Regions from separate parts of the Mus musculus genome. Here regions 2 and 3 are each linked to region 1. Evidence: chromatin loops called from intact Hi-C (ENCODE). Cell type or tissue: left cerebral cortex. All regions are shown on one strand. Each heading gives the region's core, and the rest is flanking DNA. Links, peaks and the distances in the headings are about the cores only.

Evidence for each region. Peaks named below come from ENCODE experiments on the same cell type or tissue, not always from the same donor. Only the 100,000 strongest peaks of a DNase experiment are listed, where the experiment ranks them.
Region 2: it touches region 1 in a loop (2.6-fold over the local background); 3 of 42 quality-filtered maps call a loop at or near these places.
Region 3: a loop joins it to region 1, with 2.6 times the contacts of the local background. A loop is called at or near these places in 3 of 42 quality-filtered maps.

The regions. Positions count from the first base shown.
Region 1 is chr12:3,657,696-3,664,407 of GRCm38, reverse strand. All of the region lies in intron 8 of Dtnb (dystrobrevin, beta), which reads right to left. Among named protein-coding and RNA genes, the nearest start is that of Dtnb, 89 kb to the right of the region's middle. In left cerebral cortex, for the core only: a CTCF peak has its summit at 2,943 (motif pointing left); DNase peaks (open chromatin) are centred at 1,576 and 3,019; H3K27ac peaks cover 1,083 bases.
Region 2 is chr12:3,803,503-3,810,214 of GRCm38, reverse strand. It overlaps Dnmt3a (DNA methyltransferase 3A), which reads right to left and starts at 3,235. Exons shown (of 23, transcript NM_007872.4): 1 at 3,095-3,235. In left cerebral cortex, for the core only: CTCF peaks have their summits at 3,590 and 3,790; DNase peaks (open chromatin) are centred at 2,103, 3,241, 3,791, 4,176 and 2 more places; H3K4me3 peaks cover 3,317 bases; H3K27ac peaks cover 2,820 bases.
Region 3 is chr12:3,788,920-3,795,631 of GRCm38, reverse strand. No RefSeq gene overlaps it. Among named protein-coding and RNA genes, the nearest start is that of Dnmt3a, 15 kb to the left of the region's middle. In left cerebral cortex, for the core only: a CTCF peak has its summit at 3,608 (motif pointing right); DNase peaks (open chromatin) are centred at 3,643 and 4,191; H3K4me3 peaks cover 1,048 bases; H3K27ac peaks cover 1,245 bases.

The DNA.
Region 1 (6,712 bases), core at 1,069-6,068:
AATGGAGGGATATTAAAGAACGACCTTGCCGGGCGTCGGGGCCCACGCCTTTAATCCCAGCACTTGGGAGGCAGAGGCAGGCGGATTTCTGAGTTCAAGGCCAGCCTGGTCTACAGAGTGAGTTCCAGGACAGCCAGGTCTATACAGAGAAACCCTGTCTTGAAAAAACAAACAAACAAACAAAAAAAAAAAACAAAAAGAAAAAGAAAAAGAAAAAAAGAACGACCTTAGTGAAATAGGAGGAACAAATCGGGAACAATAAGAGGTTGTCAAAAGAGAACTGCTCTCAGTGGCTCGGGAAGGAGGGCAGCTAGATGGGGCGAGACATCCGGCATGATTGTGGGCCAGATGTTTGAGGCTCAGTGGAGGAGATCATCAGAACTGGAGAAGTCAAGAGACTGTATGGCCAGGATTTAACAGGCTTAACTCCACAGACAGTAAAATTACCAGAGAGATAACAATGGATGTGGAACCCATGCCCTGGAGCGAAGGGGCATGAGCAGAAGAAAGTCGGGAATAAGAGCAGTTGGAGGAGGGCAGCAAACTGGAGTGTGTGCCTCATGGCAGCATCTTCATGTTTCTAAGACTTTTTTTTTTTTAAATTAAGAGATGCCAGGTGTAATGTTCTAGAAGTACTAAACTGAAAAGCAAGAAATAAAATAACCAGAATGACTAATATGAGAAACTAACCCTCAATAACTCATTGTCATATTCCCACCGTCCTTGACCATGGGAGAACATGAATATGCTAACATAGCCTTTCTTTAGATTACATAACATTATATGGAAAGAGGGAGTCCACCCCAACGGTAGGAAAGGCAATCACGGGATGCACTCCAGCTGGCCTTGGAGGCAGGCGATGCCCATGTTGTAAATGGCTTATGTAAGCTTCATCGTGGCAAAAGACCGCAGATGGCCAGGAATAGAAAAGCAGGGATCAGGCTGGAGAGATGGCTCAGCAGTTAAGAGCACGGACTGCTCTTCCAGAGGTCCTGAGTTCAATTCCCAGCAACCACATGGTGACTCATAACCATCTGTAATGGGATCTGATGCCCTCTTCCGGTTTGTCTGAAGACAGCTACAGTGTACTGATATACATAAAATAAATAAGTCTTAAAAGAATAATCATGTAAATTAAAAAAAAAGGAAAACAGGAATCACAGCTGAAAAAAAAACAAAATGTATTTTGCCAACAACCAGTTAATGGGCAAGATTCCCCAAAAGCCTGAAATCTTAATGGTACTTGAGCCATGGCTGACACCTTATGCCAGGTTCGAGGGGTCTGGAGGTGAGAATCCAGCCACACTCTACCTGGACTTGTGATGAAATCTGCAGTGCCTTTTCACGCAGCAACAGAATGCTCTAGTTTACAGGCTGTGCTCCTGGGTGTTGCCTGTGGCCTCTGCAAAATAGCAACCCTTTCCTACACTCTCAACAGAGTCCAGACTACACCTCAACAATGATTCACTTGTCTCCTGAATACACAAAGGGTGGAGACAATAGTCAGCAAACCAGCAGGAGCTAAGAGAGGTGGGGCTCTTCCAGGGGGCCAAGACTCAACTCACACAGAGGAAGAGAAGCAGCCTGCTGACTCAGGAGCTGCCCAGCTGGAGTGGGCTGAGAGCACAGCAGCACCAAGCTGGTGCCATGGACACAGCTGGCAGCTTTACTGCACCAACAATAGACACAGGGCAGCAGCCAAGGCAGGCACTGACTCAGTAGCTTCTGAGGGTACCTGGGCACAAAAAAAAAAAAAAAGAAAAAGAAAAAGACAAAGAAAAAAAAGCAGACTTTGTAGATTTTGTTTTACACTTCAAGTCTGTGCCCCATTTCCTATTTGTGGGAGTGCTATTTTATGCATTAAAAACTTGTATCCAGAGATGGGAGAGGCTAAGAGCACTTGTTGCTCTTGCAGAGGACCTAGGCTCACAACCATCCATAACTGATGTTTTATGGTATCTGACCCCCTCTTCTGAACACCATGGGCACTTGGCATGCAAATAGCACACATGCATATATGTAAGTACAGCACTCATATACATCTACAATTTATTCAGACACATCTCCATATCCAGGCTGAGCATGGTGGCACATGCTTTTAATTCTAGTAGAGCTAGGGGAATCACTGTGAATTTGAGGATACCCTGGTCTACATAGTGAGTTCCAGGACAGCCAGAGCTACATAGTGAGACCCTGTCTCAATGGTAAGTAGGTAGGTAGGAAGGAAGGTAGGTAGATAAATAATTTCCTATTTGATTTTGTGCTATTTGCAAAGTAGTAATTAAATATAACATAGATCCATTTGAAACTGGGAAAAGTATGACCAATAAGCATACTTTTTCCACCCTGAAGAGACTATCAGATTATCTTTTAGAATTTAAAAGGTACAAGGAAGCCGGGCGTGGTGGCGCACGCCTTTAATCCCAGCATTTGGGAGGCAGAGGCAGGCGGATTTCTGAGTTCGAGGCCAGCCTGGTCTACAGAGCGAGTTCCAGGACAGCCAGGACTACACAGAGAAACCCTGTCTCGAAAAAACCAAAAAAATAAAAAATAAAAAATAAATAAAAATAAAAGGTACAAGGAGATAGATGCTAGCAGTAATTCATGGCTTTAATCCCAGTACTCAGGCAGATTTCTGTGCATTCCAGAACAGCCAGGGCTACACAGAGAAGCCCTATCTCAAAGGAGGAAGGAAGGAAGGAAGGAAGGAAGGAAGGAAGGAAGGAAGGAAGGAAGGAAGGAAAATTGTTTCTGATAAATATGACTCCTTATATTAAAAATTTTTGTATCAATGCTTCAAAAATTATATGAGATTATCACTAATATTTTTAAAACAGTAATATTTGTTTAACATCTTGTTAAACAAAAACTACTTCCTTATTTATAGATTTTTTTTAAAGGGGATAAGACTGTTCAAAGGTGCAGTCTGCCATCTGCTGGCTAGAAAGATGAAATTTTCAGGTCACTTCCCCTAGTTATGTAACTAAAGATATTCTACTAAGAACCACATCTGTGGTCCAAGAATATTTTCATAAATTCTCCCATTCTTCCCCAACACCCTCACCGTCTGGAATACCAAGGTGGGAGTCAGTCAGACTGACCTTGGTAAAGTGAAAACTGGGGAAGGCAGAGATCTGAGTGGCAGACAGGGAGGCAGGGGATGAGAAGTTGGTTGTGTGTTTCTATACCCTAACTACATCTAACCCACAGTCTTGGCTGGCCTGTGGCTCACTATGTAGACTAGGCTTGCCTCTGCCTCTGTCTCTGCCTCTGCAGTGCTGTAAAGGACTCTTTATAAGTAAAATTCAGCCAAGCAGTGGTGATGCACACCTTTGATCCCAACACTCAGGAGGCAGAGGTAAGTGAATCTCTGAGTTCAGGGCCAGCCTGATCTACAAAGCAAGTTCCAGGACAGCCAAGGCTACATAAAGAAACCTTGTCTCAAAACAAAACAAAACAAAAAAACAATAAAACAAAACAAAAAGATAAAGAAAATTTAGCACAAAACCACGAACATCTCTCTGGTTCCATCAACTATAAGGAAAGCCCTGCTTGTTTGGAATGTCCTGTGTGTGGTATGCTGTGTTTCCAAAGCTCTCTCCTCCCATCTGGACTCACAGCAACTCCACCCTTCCATGCCCACTGTCCTGCTCCTAGGCTGAGATCCAGCCTAGAGGGTGTGGTAGACGGCAAGGGCAGGAAGCTCTGCCCAGTGTGTCTGCCTGCAAGATTTGGCCTCTAGATGCTCTGGCTTAGACAAAGTCTCCTAAAACACGGGTGCCAAGCACCAGGGGCAGCACATGAATAGGGCAGATGTTGCTGGACTCTTGCAAAACTTCAGCGTGGTGGGCCTTCCTGATAGCCTAGAGTGGCAGTGGACACGGGAATGAAGAAGCCTCCAGTCCTTCAAGCCACAAACATATTTCAATCATCCCAAGAAAGAGCCCAGAAAACATGGAGTTGAGAAAGACAATCCTAATACCAGCAGTTCTCAATCTATGGATTGCAACCCCTTTGCCAAACCTCTATCTCCAAAAATATTTACATTGTGATTCATAACAGTAGCAAAATTACAGTTACAGAGTAGGAACAAAAATGTTATGGTTGTGTGTGTGTGTGGGGGGGGAACCTGTATTTAAGGGTTCCACATTAGGAAGGTTGAGAACTGCTGGCCTACACATCCTGCCCAAATACCTGACACAAAGTCAGAAATACAGTCTGATGATTATGGTGTTTTGTCATTAAGGTTTTATTTTTGGTGGTTTATTGTGCAACTGAGTACCACCAAATGCTACAGCACCGCAGCTCTAACAGCAAAGTTACACAGGCATGAAGCAAGCATTTCAGAGGAGATAGCCTGAATGATCTACTTCCCTTGCAAGCCTGAATATAAACCTGAGAGTTACCCTCCATTCCTTGCTTCTAGGTGAAGGGGTGTCTGCCCTCACTCATTCCCCATCTTAGCCCGGGGCTCAGTGATGGAGATGGAAGGGAGCACGCCCAGCTTGTTCCTATTCTTTATTCCTGAGGTCTGCAGGTTCCACAGCAAGACCATGCTCTTCTGCTCCCCAGAACCATCAGCAGTCAGTATTTACCCTGCTAGACAGGCTAGCAGGTGTGTGTAGAAGGTGGTGTTCAATTCAGAGGCTAGCTGCAAGTGTGTGTGTATGTGGTGTGCAGTGTGTGGTGTGTATGCGGGGTGTGTGTGTATGTGAGTATGGTATGTATTGTGTATGCTGTGTGCATGTATTGTGCTCTCTGTGGTGTGTGGTATATGGTGTGTGCATGCACATGCTGTATAGTGTGTATAGTGTGTGTGTGTGTGTGTGTGTGTGTGTGTGTGTGTGTGTGTGTGTGTGTTTTGGACATGGAATGGGACTGATCTAAAGGAGAACTGTTTTCAGAAGTAGAGCTGGGCACACCAGTACAAGCCTTCAATCACAGCGTGAGGCTGAGGCAGGAGGGCGAGGCTATCCAGTGAAACCCTGCACAGAGGTAGAGAAAGTGCTAGACATAAATGTCCACTTCAAGAAATGTCTGCATTTGCTGTCACTCACTCTGTAGACCAGGCTGACCCCAAACTCAGAGAGACCCCCAGCCTCTGTCTCCTGAGTGCTGGGATTAAAGGCGCGTGCCAGTATGCGGGGGTGCCTTTCCTTCTTGGATTGACTTTAATTAAGCTTTTGTCCCTACCCTTTGTTCCTGTGCCAAATAATCCAAATATTATTATACATTAATTTAGCTTTAAATATATGCATTTAAATATATGTATTAAGTATAAGTCTATCTCAGACGCTCTCAAACTATAGATTCATGCCCAGTGGCCTATTCAATCACTCCAAATGGACACTACCTTAATGCAACATGGCTGAAACAGAACCCTTGAGCTGGACACTTACTCATGCCTTAAACACAGCATTCTGGAGGGTGGATCCCTGAGTTCTAGGCCAGCCTGGGGCACAGAAAGAGACCCTACCTCAAAAAAACCAGAACTGAACATTGGACGAGGTATTCACCACCCACAGCCTGCCCTTCTTTGGCCAATGGCAATTCTACCACTCAAGTGGTTTAGGACAGTCTTGGTGTGTCTTTCCCTTTTCCTTGGTCCCATTATGCAGATTTATAAGTTATCCTAATTCAGTCCCTTTTATATTTTCTAAGCTAGAAACTAAGATAACTCCCTGGTAAAATGCTTACCTGACATATGAAGCCTTGGGACAGACAGATACATGCATGCACACATGCGCACACACACATCTTTACCACCTCTATTGCTACCATATCATATCATATTTTGTTTAATTATAATAATTTTCATTGTCAACTTGATTTGATCAATAAATGACTAGGACATTAATGAGGCACACCTTTGGACATGTCTGCATTGCCAGAGAGAATTAAATAAGGGGTAGAGATGGGGGGGTGGGACAACAACTGACTCTGAATTTGGGAAACACCATTTTACAGGCCGGGGTCCCTCACTGAATAAAAGTGGGGAAAGAGAATGCTAGCTGAGTAAGCACATCTCTTTTTCTGTCTCCTATCCTATCAAGGCGCTTCCTACCACCATTTCCCTGCAGTGATGGACTAGACCCCTGAACCACAGACACAATAATAAAATCCTTGTTTGTAGGAACAGACCTGTAGGGGCTGGTCTGCTGAATTACGTTGCTACAACAAGGGAATTAACTGATACAATTAATATAATAATCTTTCACAAATAGTCTGTACGCTTCTCCTTTACTTACAGTGTTCACTTTCTGCCCAGCTTCCAGACTGAGCATGTAAAACATGAATGGAATTATGTCATGCTACCCCAAGTTCTACCCAGATTCCTCATTTTGCTCAGAAGACCTGACCATGGCCGAGCAGAGCCTGGCTCGTGTCCAGATCATGCTTCTCAGACTCGCTGGCTCCCTGGCTGTGCTGGCATCAGTCTTCGCTCCTCTCTTTCCAAACAAGGCCTGTCACTTCTGTACTCTAATCTCCTCCTCACCTCTATACTCCTGATTTTGCAGCTTCCTTTCTCGCAAGTCATAGGCAAACGGGCAGGGGCACTATCCATCCACGTACCCAGCCTCCTTCTGACCAAGGCTCTTGCGCGTCACCTTTGGAAATATTACCGTGGGTATCACAGATGAGGATAAAGACAATTAGGATGGAGGAAGCAGACCTGCTTTAAACTGCCTTGGCTAAGAGGTAATAACCTCTG
Region 2 (6,712 bases), core at 884-5,883, 150 kb before region 1:
TCTCTCAACGGAGGCCTACATGCAGGCAATAACCACTGGACTAACCAGCAACTGAAGGGCTAGGACAGAATGCATCCTAGGAGAGAGTAGGGAGCCTGTCTAGTAGCCTTCCTCATGGGCACCACTAATGTCGAATGAACGGAACACTCAGAAGAAGGCAGATCACCTTCAGTTCCTCCCACCCAGAGAGGCTGGACAAGGATCCTTCAGCTCCATCTTGTCCGTTGCTGGCTTGTGGGAAAGAATGGGGGACCGGGCATGGAACTGATGGTGAACTACCTTTAGGGACCCAGGGACATACAACAGCTTGGACTGGGGACAACCCTTGCAAGTTACCCACACACACATTTCCACACAGTACATTCAGGAGAGCACCAAGTGGAGAGGCTTCAGGGAAGCTGTGGTTTCCATCCTCTGCAGTCAGACCTGACAGATCAACACGTCATCTCTCCCCTCTCTGCCAAAGCCCACCCCTGGCAGCCCCTACCTTCTCCATGACCACTACCGTGGAGGGAAAACATACCACTCTAGCCCTATTCTGGGTCTGAAATTCCACCAGGAAAATCAGAGCCATAGAATTTCAAAGTTGGAATGGGCCTGCAAGCTGCATCCAACCCCCACCCCACAGAGGAATCCTGCCTGCAGACACCCTGACAAATGGCCATTGGCGGCCTCTCTTGGGCTCCTCCACTGTGGAAAGCAGACCTTGAGTCTAAAGGGAACACACCTTTCCTCAGGTTAGGCTCCTGGCGAACACCGGAGAGGCTGGGCCAAGTAACAAGAAAAAGTTTGGGCCACCAGGAGCACACGAATCAGGAGCTGCAGATCTGATGGGGGAAGGGTGCAAAGATAAAGCATGGAGGGGGGGGGGGAGGAGTGCGGGGGGGGGGGGGCTCTGAGAGGCAGCAGGGCCTAGAGAAGGAGGCCACAGGGAAGGGGGAGGAAGGTGCCAGACCTATGACATAAGTTGGCTTGGGGGCCCCTACCTGGACACACACACACACACACCACTCTTCGACAGAATTACCTGTCAATAACAGCTCCACAAGGGCCTTAATGGACCCCAGAGGCAGAGGGGACAAGTCAGCTTGCCCCCAAAGCCCACAGGAACTTACACAACCCAACTATCCAAAAGCAAGTGACTGCTCTAACTACCTGCAAATGGCCCCTGTCTGCACAGAGGATAGCCCAAAGAGGGTCTGCCAGGCTGCTGGGCTTTCCAAATCCCACAGGTCAGTCCTAACACCCCAGCAACGCAAGAATAGCTCCCCAGGCTGCAGCTGTCACATCTGCCTGGGAGGGAGGAGGCACAGTGGAGTAGCACCTGATCCCAGAATCCCTGCACAGCCTGCCCAGGAGGAGGTTCAGCCGCTGGCAGCTCAGGGTGAAACATGAAGACTGAACTGTCCCCGGGGATGCTGATGGCAGTCTCTGGGCACTGCAGTGAGGGGCAAGCTGGGTCACTCGGCCGAAGATACTCCTCCCCAAGGCTCCTGTCCCCTCTGGTTTGAGAGGGGGCAGTTATGCAGTCCCTAGCCCGCCCTTCCTCCCCAGCCCTACGCAGGTCAGAACTGCCCAGCTGGGTGCAAGACGCCATCTTAGGTCAAGGTGCAGCCACAGAAGGCTCCCCCTGGGAGCCCGGGAAGGGAGCTCTGAGAACCCAGTGGGAGCCTTCTCTCACCCAGGGTGTCCACACCTACTCAGCTGGCCTTGCAGGAAAAGAGGAGAGGAGGGGATGCAGAGACAGGGGGAGAGCAACTACTGAGTGGGGAGCGAAGGGAGAGGGTGCCCCCAAGAAGGCAGGCTCCAGGAAAGCAAAATGAAGTTTGGCAGCCATAGGGCTGCGGGCCCCGCGAAGAGGGGTTGGGGGAGGCTGGGGGCGGGCCCTGGACGCACGCCAGCTCGGTCCGCGCCAACGAGGGAGGGCAAGACGGCGTGGAGTAGGGAGTCCGGGTGAGGGCAGGACACGGACCGCGGCCGGAGCCGCTCGGAGGCTCGGGTGTCTCCTGAGGTGAGGGCAACATGGGGACTGAGACCCCCGATCCGCAGCCTCGGCGAGGCCTCGTCCTTCACTGTGCAGATGCGAAGCTTTCAAGGACACGTCTACACCGGCCCGGCGGGGGTGCGTGTGAGTGTATGCAAGGGGAGTCTGCCTCAGGGGGCGACCCCGGCATCCCCACCGGAGACATTTCCAGCCTTGCTGCTCCCGCCCCCGCACCTTCTAGTCCCCCGCGGCCCGGCCCGGGGATCCTCGCCCACTCCCGCCCCGCCCCCATACTGCGGCGCCGCCGCCGCCACCACCACCCCGCTCCCACGGCCCGCAGCGGGGGCAGGGAGGAGCCGGGCGCGACGCCCCCCCCTCCACGCCGTTCCGCCTGGCCTCCGCGGGAGCGTGCGCCCCCGAGCGGGCACGCTCCCCACGCGCGCGCCCCTCCCAGGCCCGCCGGCGCCCCGCACCCCCAAGCCACAGGTGGCCGCGGGAAGATCGCGACGCCGCGCTCCCCGGCGCGGGCCCCGGCCGCCCCTGGGCCCTGCCGGGGGCCTCCAGGGTCCCCCCCGCCGCGCGGAGCCTGCAGGCCCGGGGGAGGGGCGGGGCGGGCGCGGGGCCCGGGTCGTGCCAGGCTGCCATTTTCTGCCGTGGCCACGGCGCTCCCCGGCCGCCCGCGCCCCCTCCCCCTCCTCTCCCCTCCCGCCGCCCGATTCCCGGTCCCGTCCGCACTCCGCAGCGCACGGCCGCAGGCCCCGACCGGGCCCCCGGGCGGGGGCAGAGCCCGGAAGGCGGAGGCGGCGGGGCCCTGCGGCAGCGCGCGTCGGGCGGCGCGCAGGCCGGCGGAGGCCCCCCGCGGCATTGTACGGACTTGAACTTGAGCCCGGGCCGGGCGGGGGCGCCGAGGGGCGTCCGCGGCGGAGGCGGCGCGCAGAAGAGGAGCGGCGGGCGAGCGGCGGGGACATAAACAAACCCTCGGCCCGGGCGGTCCGCGCTCTCAGCACCGCGCGCCGAGTTGCGGGGTCCGAGCCGCGCTCCCCACCGCCTTGCTGTGCCCTCCCGCCCGCCCGCCCTCTCAGCTCCCGGGCCGCAGGCCGTGCTGGTTACCGTGTGGCCCGGCGGGTCGGGCGGCCCGGCTCGCCCTGCTGCCGCGGCGCCGCGTCCCGGCTCGTCCTCTGCTCGCGCCGCCGCCCGCGCCGCCTCCCGGCCCGCCCGCTGCCTGCCGCGCTCCCTCCCTCCGTCGCTGTCGCGCTCCCTCTCTCCGCCTCCTCCGCCGGGTCCCCCCCGCCCGCCTCTTCTCTCCGCCTTCCTCCTTCCCTCCCTCCGGCCGCCCGCCGCCCAGGCCTCCGCCCGCCGCTCGCCCCCCGTGGCCGCGCTGGCTCTGGCCCCGGCGCTGCGGAGCCGCCCGGGAGGCAACCCCGGGGGCCCCGGGGCGCCGCGGCGGGAGCTATCCGAGCCGCGGACGGTCCTAGCGCCCCCGGCGGGAGGAGCGGGTTCGGGACCCCGCCGCGCCCCGACTGCGGCGCTCCGGGCCGGGCACCCTGCCGGAGCTGCGATCTCGGCCGCCCTGTGCCCCTCGGGTGGTCCCCCGGCCGCAACCTCCCCACCTTGCGGCGCCCCTCTACCTGGCGCGGCTTCTGCGCTGGGTCCCCGCATCCAGCACTGGTCGTAGGGACAGCTGCCCCTCCTCTCCCGGGCCGGTGTCAAGTGCCTGCCCCCCCCCGTCCCCCCCCCTCGCCGCCCGCGGAGCCCCCGGCGGCCTTCGCCCTGCAGTTCTCCCGACCTCCACCAGAGCCCACTGCGCTTTGCGCGCCTCAGCACTGGGGCTGGGGACAGCAGCGCCTGCTCAGCCGCGTCGCCACCCACAGCCAGGTGCCGCGGTGGCCAGACGGCTGCACAGGGCCAAGGTCGGAGCGCCTGGCGCCTCGAGGCCATCCTAGAGCATCGAGCACCGCCACGGAGTGGGCTCCCTAGAAGGCAGTAAGCTTTCCGTACCTTGAGGTGTCCAAAAAGAGTTGGATGCCCTCAGGTGGGCTCTGGAAAGATCTGAAGAGGTGGAAGGTTGAACTAAATGACATTGAAGGCCTGCCTCTTCCAGCTGCAAGATTCTCTGCAGACGGGCACTAGACCTGGCTCCCTCAGTGTGGGGGTGCTCTCAGGGCTCCGGGTCTGTAGTGCTCACCTCTCCAGCTACCATCACTGGAGCTTGGCACTGAATCCCCTGACTCCCAGCCTCCTTGTCAGGCTCCTCCCTCCTGTCACTGGACAGCACCATCCATCCAGCCCTTCAGTGCCCCAGTGTCCTGAGTTGCATCTCCCACACCCACGGCACACTTATTTGCAGACCCTCAATGCTGAAGCAGGTTCCCATAGAACACGCCCCACCTAGAACACTTCACCCCATTTGAGGATCAAAGGGACAGTTGCCTAATTCATTGAAATACAGAACCACCCTTTCCTATTTGCAGGGCACATTTACACTTCAGTCTTCCCTACCCCAAAGCAACTGTCCTGACCTTTCCTAATAGCACTCAATATCGCACCCCCACCCTCCACTACTGGTGTTCATTTCTGCCACCCATAGTCTTTCACCTGGCCAGTTCTTAGGACTCGTCATGCCCTGTGAGGACAAGGACACCGTTTGCCTTCAATACAGCTCAGCACCTGTACATGCTACGTCCTCATAAATGTTGGTTGAATGACTGTATGAACTGCAGGCTTCCTGTATCCAAATCCATAGCCCTCCAAATGATGCTCCCAGCTTGACTAAGGACAAGACCATTTTAGAGAAAGGCCTCGACTTCAAGAGTTATATGGCACTACCTCTAAAGAGTAGCCACCAGCCACCAAACACTTCCATCTGTCGAGTGACTTGTACTGCTCCAACTTTTCAGTGAAGAAACCCATGCTTGGACTGGGGATGGAACTTGGTGGGAGAGCATTTGCCTGGTAACCTCCAAGTCTTGGGTTCAGGATTTAACACCACAAACAAAAAGCTCACCATGAGGCTGGAGAGACTGGCTCAGCAGTCCAAAGCACTGGCTGCTATTCCAGAGGACCTGGGTGTAGTTCTCAGCACCCACATGCCAGTTCACAACTGACTATTAACTTCAGATCCAGGGGATGTGGCAGGGATATGGTACACAGGAGCAAGAAAAACATGCTTATGCACAATTTTTAAAAGCCATCCAGGCTTAACCCTGAGTTGGGAAGTGGCAGAGCAAGAGTTAAGTCCAGGTTCATTTGACTCAGGTCAGCATATTACAGTGGGAAGAAGCCAAAACTGACCAAATGAGAGAGCCAAATGTAAGTCTGTATTCAGTACTGATGGTGCTGTCATGGGGAGCCATGACAGCATGGGATGTCTGTGATGCTCATGTAGTCAGGCCCACAGCAACTGTCAGGGGACTTGGGACCAGTGTGTAGCAGTTGCAGGGCGTCACCGTTGGCTCGAGACACCAACACTGCGTCTTTGGTCCAGCGAGGAAGCACATCAGTGCTGGGTGCTGCTGAGACGGGCTTGACCTTGAGGCTCTGTCACAGTTGGAATAAGAAGCATCCCTCTAGATAGGCTCACACATTAATGGGCAGGCCCTTTAAAGGGCTGGCCCTCTGCAGGTGGTGGGCTTTTGTTGTTGTTTTGTGGGGTTTGGTTTTGTTATTATTGTTGGGTTATTTTTGAGACAGAGTCTCTGTTATGTAGCCTTGGCTGTCCTGAAACTCATCTTGAGACTAGGCTGGTCTCAAACGCATAGAGATCCATCTGTCTCTGCCTCTCAGCGCTGGGACCAAAGGTGTGTGCCACCACACCCAGTGTTGTGGTACTGTTTTGAGAGGTTCTGGAAGCTGCGGGAAGTGGGGCCTGGCTGGGTGACCTAGGCCACTGAGTACCTTTTCTTGGGGGATATCCCTTGCCTCTCTCTGTCCCTTGCCCTGCTTCCTGACTGCTCCTCCAGCCCCCACCCCCACCATCTGCACCTGCCACCATAGTATTCTGCCTCACAGCCGGCCCCAGGAGCATGGCCCGGGACTAAACCCTCAGGAACTGTGAGCCCAAGGATGTATTTCCCCGATCAGACTGGTCTTGTGACATATTTTGTCACAAAAAGGGAAGCAGTGAGCACAGGCTTCTACACCCCCTACTTTGGTCCTAGACATTTTGGACAGAGGATGCAGCATCCATTCCAATAGAGAAGGTTATCCCCATGGTACCTACTCCCATATCTCAGTGCCATATCTCAGTGGCTTAAAAACACCAAGTTCTAGGGTGGTTTGGTGACTCTCCCAAAAGCCAAATGCAGTATCACCATGTATCTCTGAAATCCCAGCGTTAGGTATATATCTAAAAGGACAGAAAGCAAGCTGGGTGTGGAGGCATACGTCTGTAATCCCAGTTCTCGGGAGGCAGAGGCAGGAGGATGGCCAGGTCTACATGGTGAGGTTTGGGGTAGCTTGAGCTACATATGCAGACTCTGTCTCACACAAACAGGGTAAAAAGAGGGAGCTTGTAGAGTTTGTGCAACAACACTTCTAACTATTTGCAGTAGCCGCAAATGGGAGCAACCTGAATGTCCACCTACCAACAGATGAATGGATAACCATAATGTCTTACCATATATGCAGTGGCATATTACAGAGGCTTGAAAGGGAAGCAACACGGATGAACCAGTCACAGACACCAAGGTTGCATGGTTCTATTTACATGAGGTGCCTAGAGTAGTCAAA
Region 3 (6,712 bases), core at 773-5,772, 130 kb before region 1:
CTCACAGGTATTAGATGGGACAGACAGAGATAGGGAGGGACTAAGAAGGTGCTGGCACCCCAGAGGACACCCCCACCAAGTATTCAGAGGCAGGATCTAAGGGTCTGGACACAGACTTTCTTTCAGGGAGGCTCCCCAGGAGGGAAGTAAGCACAAGGCTTAACTCACATACTGGGTACAGGAGATGCAGCAGTTTGGGAAGTCCCCTCTGGGACAAGGAGCACAGACCAAGCACCAAGAATGGTGTTCCTGTTGGATTTCAGACCCTGGACAAGACCCTGGAGGTGCTGATTTAATATATCAAAGTGGACCTGTCCTCCAGGTTTCCCCAGCATCCCTCAGTAGTCTCTACTGTTCCAAGGCATGGCTGACATACCACATCCTCTCCCCTGAACTTTCCATCACAGGGATTGAGCTTCCTTTCCCTATATAATCTAGACCTGTCTCCTCTCTCTGCATTTCTCTCTCCCTATGTGTGTCACACCTGTTCGTTCTCTCTCTCTCTCTCTCTCTCTCTCTCTCTCTCTCTCTCTCCAGCCCCTCTCTGTTTCCCAGTCTGCATGGTGATTTCCCCATTCCTTGTGACCAGTGAACTTGCCCAAGAGCTGCCACCAAATAAATAGGCTTTTTTTTCTTTTCTTTCTTTCTTCCTTTCTTTCTTTCTTTCTTTCTTTCTTTCTTTCTTTCTTTTTTAAACTTTTAATTTGGCTTGAATTGGCTTATCATGTCACTGGAGAGAACCTATTTGTTCCTAATTGCTGAAAATTATGGAGATGTCGGGTCACCTGCTGGTGGACTGGAGCTGAGGGTCACTGTCTTATTGTTTTGTTTTGAGACAGAATCTCATTCTCTGGCCCAGCTTGGCCTTCAAACTCACTAGATTTCTCAGGCTAGCCTTGAGCTTGGATCAATGCTACTCAGCCTCCCAAGTTCTCGACCGTAGGCTGCTCTGCTTGACTTTAGGATGATGAAGACTGTGGGTCAACAGGCCTTGGGGTGAGGAGGAGACCCTGTGGTGTCTGCAGTCATAGGGTCCTGCGCCATGGGGTCCTGGAGGAGAAGAGGGTGCGCTGCTGAGACCCTCAGCGGGCTTTAAAGGAAGGAACATGAGCCAAGAAACTTGGACGTGGAAATCCAAGAATGTGAGCACGAAAGGTTAGAGAATTTAACTAAATTTCCCAGGCCCACACAGAAGCTTGACAGAGTAATAAACAGGACTGGGTGCCTAGCAAGGTCCTTTTCCCCACTCCAGAGTTCTCACCAGAGTTGTCTCAGGGTGGCCTAGACTCAAGGGCAGGCCTTTGCTTTAGGCGAATATGCACTTTCCTGAGGACTTGGCCTTCGCTGGCTGTAGTGATCTTGATAACTTTGCTATTGGGAGTTGGCCTTGCCTCTTAGGGCTGCTAGAGTTAAACAAAGGCACCTAGTGCCTGGGACTGTGCTCGGCTTGTAGACAGCCTTCGTCATATGCTACCAACTCTGCCATGATTCATGGACACACACTTTCTTTCTGCCCTGTCTCATAGAAGGCCAGAGGGATGAGGAGTCCTGATCCATCCCTGTCACACCAGCAGGCGGGCGGGCAGGCGGGTGGGCGGGCAGGCTAGCAACTGTGATGTCCATTCTAGGGATAATGCTAAAGCCCAAGGAGTTCTTGGTGGCAAGTCAGTGACAGAGCCAGGACCAGACCTCTTCCAACTGTGGCCTATGCCTACAGGAAATTCCCAGAGGACTCCAGATGGCCCTGGGCTCACAGCTCTGTTCCTTCTTGGGGAAGTCTAACCCAGCCTTCCCTTCCTCTATCTTCTTCCCCGTGGTATTCCAGGTACTTGGAATCTGAGCAGCACCTGGAAAACCTGCCTGCCCTGGGCACCCAGAGGCTCACTGGAGGCAAAATCATTCCACAAATGTAGAGTCAGAAACCAGGAGCTAAGGTCCCTGCAGCCCTAGGGAAAGAAAGAGCCAGGAACAGGCAGGTGAGAGGTGACACAGGAACTGCAAGGCAACCAAGGCTGGGTGTTAGGTAACACCAGGCCAGGAATAAGGAGCTTTCTATACTTCCCAGTGGAGCCCCCAGCACAGGCCTCTGGGGTTCAGAATCCAGAGAATTTGAGCCTCTAGCCCAAGAAGTGATGGAGTAGGGAGTCAGATGTCGTGGATCCTGGGTTTTCTGCTGGTTCTTCCAGGTCTAACTTGGGTACTCAAGGGGAGAGGCTGCTGTGGACCCTAGAACTATTCCCAGTAGCCTTAGGGAATGGTTTACCACCATCTACTGAGCTCCTACCCTGTGGGAATCTTGGAGCTGTGGTTGACATAATTAAGGTTGCCCCTAAGCAGGGACTATGTGCTCTATGGCTTCTCCCCTTGGCTAGGCAGGTCTCCCTGGAGTTTCCTAAGCCAATGCCACACCTACAGGGAGAGAGAAGCCTGGCCCTGGAGTTCTTCCCTAAACCCTGGTGAGCCAAGCCCTCCTCCACTTCTCAAGTAACATGCCCCTGTCTTTCTCTCCTACTCCATGACACTCTCCATCTGCCCCCCCCCCAAGAAAGACATGATTGGAAAAGAGTCTAAAGGAGTATTTTCCTTTGTGCAAAACAGATGTACAATATGCCACAGCTAAAACTCTTGGGGTTCCCGGGTGGCACCTATTCCAAAAAGGAACTTAGGGTTTGTCCCTCTTTGTAGGTACTCAATAAAGACACTTTTTCTGGCACTCTCCCACCTTACGGAGGTACACCCCACCACATCTGGACAAAGAAAGCTGGGGTGGAGGTTATTCTCCTGAGGGTCACTGAGTTATTCAAAGGAAACATTCATTTCTCCATTTAGGTTAAGAATCCGGGGCTGGTGAGATGGCTCAGTGGGTAAGAGCACCCGACTGCTCTTCCGAAGGTCAGGAGTTCAAATCCCAGCAACCACATGGTGGCTCACAACCATCGGTAATGAGATCTGACTCCCTCTTCTGGAGTGTCTGAGGACAGCTAAAGTGTACTTACATTAAATAAATAAATAAATCTTAAAAAAAAAAAAAAAGAATCGGGGGCAGAGTGAACCCTGGCTGTGTCAGTTCTGTGCTTGATGTAGTTCGAGGGTCTCCAGTCAGTCTCTCTAGGGGAGGAGCTGGCGATGTCTTGGCCGTCCCACCAGGGAAAAGGCTACCACCCCTCTCGACTCCAAGCCTCGTCCATCATGAGAAGCAAATGTTGGGACTGCATGCATGTGTCCCCACACCTGGCTTCAGGAGCCATTTTAAATGCTCCATCACTCCCACCGACATGATGAACGCTGCAAGTTAGAGGCCAGCCTATTTTAGACAGTGAATAAATGGCCAAGAAAAAAAAAAATAAGGCTTTCTGGAAAATAAGGCTTTCTGGTCACTTTTCTGAGCCAATTTTCCTTTAGCAAATCCTTGGGGGAGGGGAGGCACAAAACAAAACAAAAAACCTCGAGGGGATAGAGGATATAATTTACAACACAACTAGCTGAGCACCGAGGCTTGAAGGCGCTGGTGACAGCTCCTGGAGGCTCCGCCCGAAAAAATCCCGCAGCAAGCCACGCATCGGACTCGCACGGATTCACTTGGGCCCTGTACTCTCTGCGCAGACGCCGCACATTCGCTCCTCAACCTCCAGGTGGCGCTGGTGGAGGGGCGGAGCATACATTTGCCTGTCGCGGAGGAGGCGGGACATCAAAAAATTGGCTCCTAATTGGCTGGGCTCGGACTATGAAGGGACAAGCCCAGAGGACCTGTGGTAGGGGACGCGGTCATAAGGAGGAGCTGGCTTACTCCTAATGAAGAGAACGTTTGTGGTGTGCTTACTCCTCGGGGACAATCCTTTTTTTTTTTTTTTTTTTTTTTTAAATAATGGCAATTTGTTAAGACTATAAATAGCCAAGTTTCCCATTTGTCGTACGTTTATGAAAACCTCACGAACCAACAGACGAGAAAAATCCCTGGTGGGACCTATTTAAAAGAGATGCACTGTTTGTTTATTTTCGTGTAATATTTATTTGTACTCATTTATTTTGGAGACAGGCAATCCTTCTGCCTCAGTTTTCTCAGTGCTGAGATGACAGGTGGAAGCCATCATGCCTGGCTGTCGACGTTTTTATAAGACAACTGAGGTTTGGGGGTGAGTCCCAGGCGTTCCCCTTTCCGTCTTTCTCTCAGCCTCTGCCCAGTGTGTGAGCCAGGGAAGGTGTTTTCATGGGTGCTTTTCCACAGGTGATGGTTAGCGTCCACATTCTGACAATGCGATGGACACTGGCTGCAGTATGTTGATTGGTGCAGATCTGGCCCTGCCAGCCCTGTTCCACATGAGACAGAACTGGGGAGGAAGGGGATGTGACTGGTGTCTGGGAAGTGTGGGGTTCCACTGCTCTGGAGCACTGCGCCTAGGTTAGACCTGGGCCAGTGTAGATGGGCTGAGGTTAGATGAAGGTGATCCAGGGGTCTGGATTGGGAATGGATAGGTCAGAGGCACATACAGAGGAGAGAGCCTCGGGGTGCTCTGGGAAGCTGGGGAAAGGTATAAGTTCCGGGATATTTTCTTTTTTCTTTTTGTTGTTGTTGTTTTGTTTTTGTTTTTGTTTTTTTTCTAGACAGGGTTTCTCTGTATAGCCCTGGCTGTTCTGGAACTCAACTCTAGATATCAGACTGGCCTCGAACTCAGAAATCTGCTTGCCTCTGTCTCCCAAGTGCTGGGATTAAAGGCGAGTGTCACCACTGCCAGACTCTTGTTGTTTTCTTTTCTTTCTTCTTCTTCTTCTTCTTCTTCTTCTTCTTCTTCTTCTTCTTCTTCTTCTTCTTCTTCTTCTTCTTCTTCTTCTTCTTCTTCTTCTTCTTTTTTTTTTGAGACTGGGTTTCTCTGTTGTTTTCTTTTTTTAATATTTATTTATATATTTATTATGTAAGTACACTGTAGTGTGTCTTCAGACACTCCAGAAGAGAGCATCAGATTTTGTTACGGATGGTTGTGAGCCACCATGTGGTTGCTGGGATTTGAACTCAGGACCTTTGGAAGAGCAGTCAGCGCTCTTAACCACTGAGCCAACTCACCAGCCCCTCTCTGTTGTTTTCTTTTAAAGGAATTGTTCTTTGTACTTTGTCACACATTGGTGGGTGTATCATTTCATGAGTGCTAACAGGTAGAAATTTAATCTGCTTTATAATGTAAGTTATAGACATTATAAATATAGGTATCTGAAGAACCCCTAGTATGTCTTGGGAAGCTTGCTGGCTTCTGGAAGGCAGAGGAACTCATGGTACAAAGCCGCAGGGTCCCGGTGATCTGCAAGGGTGTCCTGAGAACAAAGCAAAACTCATGAGGGCAGAGCCAAGAGGACCGAGCCAGGCTGGCTGTTAGGCTCGTGATTATGACTTCTCATCCACATCCTGTCTTCAGTTTCTTTCTTTCTTTTTCCTTTTTCTTTCTTTCTTTGTTTTGTTTGTTTATTTTATTTATTTATTTATTTATTTATTTATTTTGAGATGGCCTCGACACTGTACTCCAGGCTGGCCTGAAATTCACTCTGTAGCTCAGGATGGCAGACAACTCTGGGTAATCCTTCTGCCTCAACCTTCCTAGTATGGGTTTTACAAGCATTTTCAACTCTAACGGACTCCCCCTCCCCCGACACACACACACACCTGCTCCCGGGTCTCTCCCTCCCTACCTTCCTCCCTCCCCCTTTCTGGCTGAGCCACCCCAATGGGTCATTTCAGGCCTGCCATTACTACAGGGGAGTAAAGGCCACATCTTCCATGACCACCACCCTCTGACCTATGCAAATTTTACACAAAACAGAATCACATGATCTGCATGTAGATTAAGGGTATGAGACTTTTGCCACTGGAACTCCCCAGCCTCAGCATTGGCAGCAGAAGGCATGCTGATGGTGGGCTCCAGGAGCAGCTGACTGGGGCAGTTATGTCTGACTCAGCAGCAGGCCTTCTCTGCCTCATCATAGAGGTGGCCCCAGTAAAAGGGCCGGATGCCTGTGGGTATAGATGTTTGCTGGTGAACTGATGTGGTCTGTTGACTCCTCAGCGGGTGGTCACCTCTGGACTGCTGCCTGGGGATGGTGAGGGAGGTTTTCTGTGTTGGAGGGTCTTGGAGGATGCAGCATGCCAATGGAGTACCTTGAGTACCTTGTCCCAGGACACATGGCCAACAACGTGTGTTTATAGAGGTGTGTATCCAAGAACAGCAAGGTGGTCTTTGTATGAATTGAAAGAGCAGCAGAGAGGAAAATACCTAATTAAAAAAAAAAGTAAAAAAAAAAAGAAAGAGCAGCAGAGCTAGTGTGATGTTTCCAGAAGAAAACTGTAAGTCTGCGTCATGTAAAATCTCTTGACAGTTCACCATTTGCAGCCCGTTGTTTTTGAAAAGGCCCTCCTGGTCTTTTGAGCCTCTTCATATTCTACTTTCATATGTAGACCCCAGTCACAAAGCAGTACCCACTTCTTTAGCCTAATGACTTGGGAAGCTGTGCGCTAAGCATTCCTCCCAGCAGCAGACAGCAGCAAGGCGATACCAACAGTATGGGGGTACTAGCACCCCACTTTCTGAAGGTTCACCATTGTCCTTTCTAGCCTCTGCCAACTACTTCTGTAGGCCATGTGTCCTTCCTAGTTTGTACAACCAGTGGTCAGGTAAAGGTCGGTACAGGTGGGGCAAGGCTTTTACTTTAGACAGCCTCCAGTGCTGGG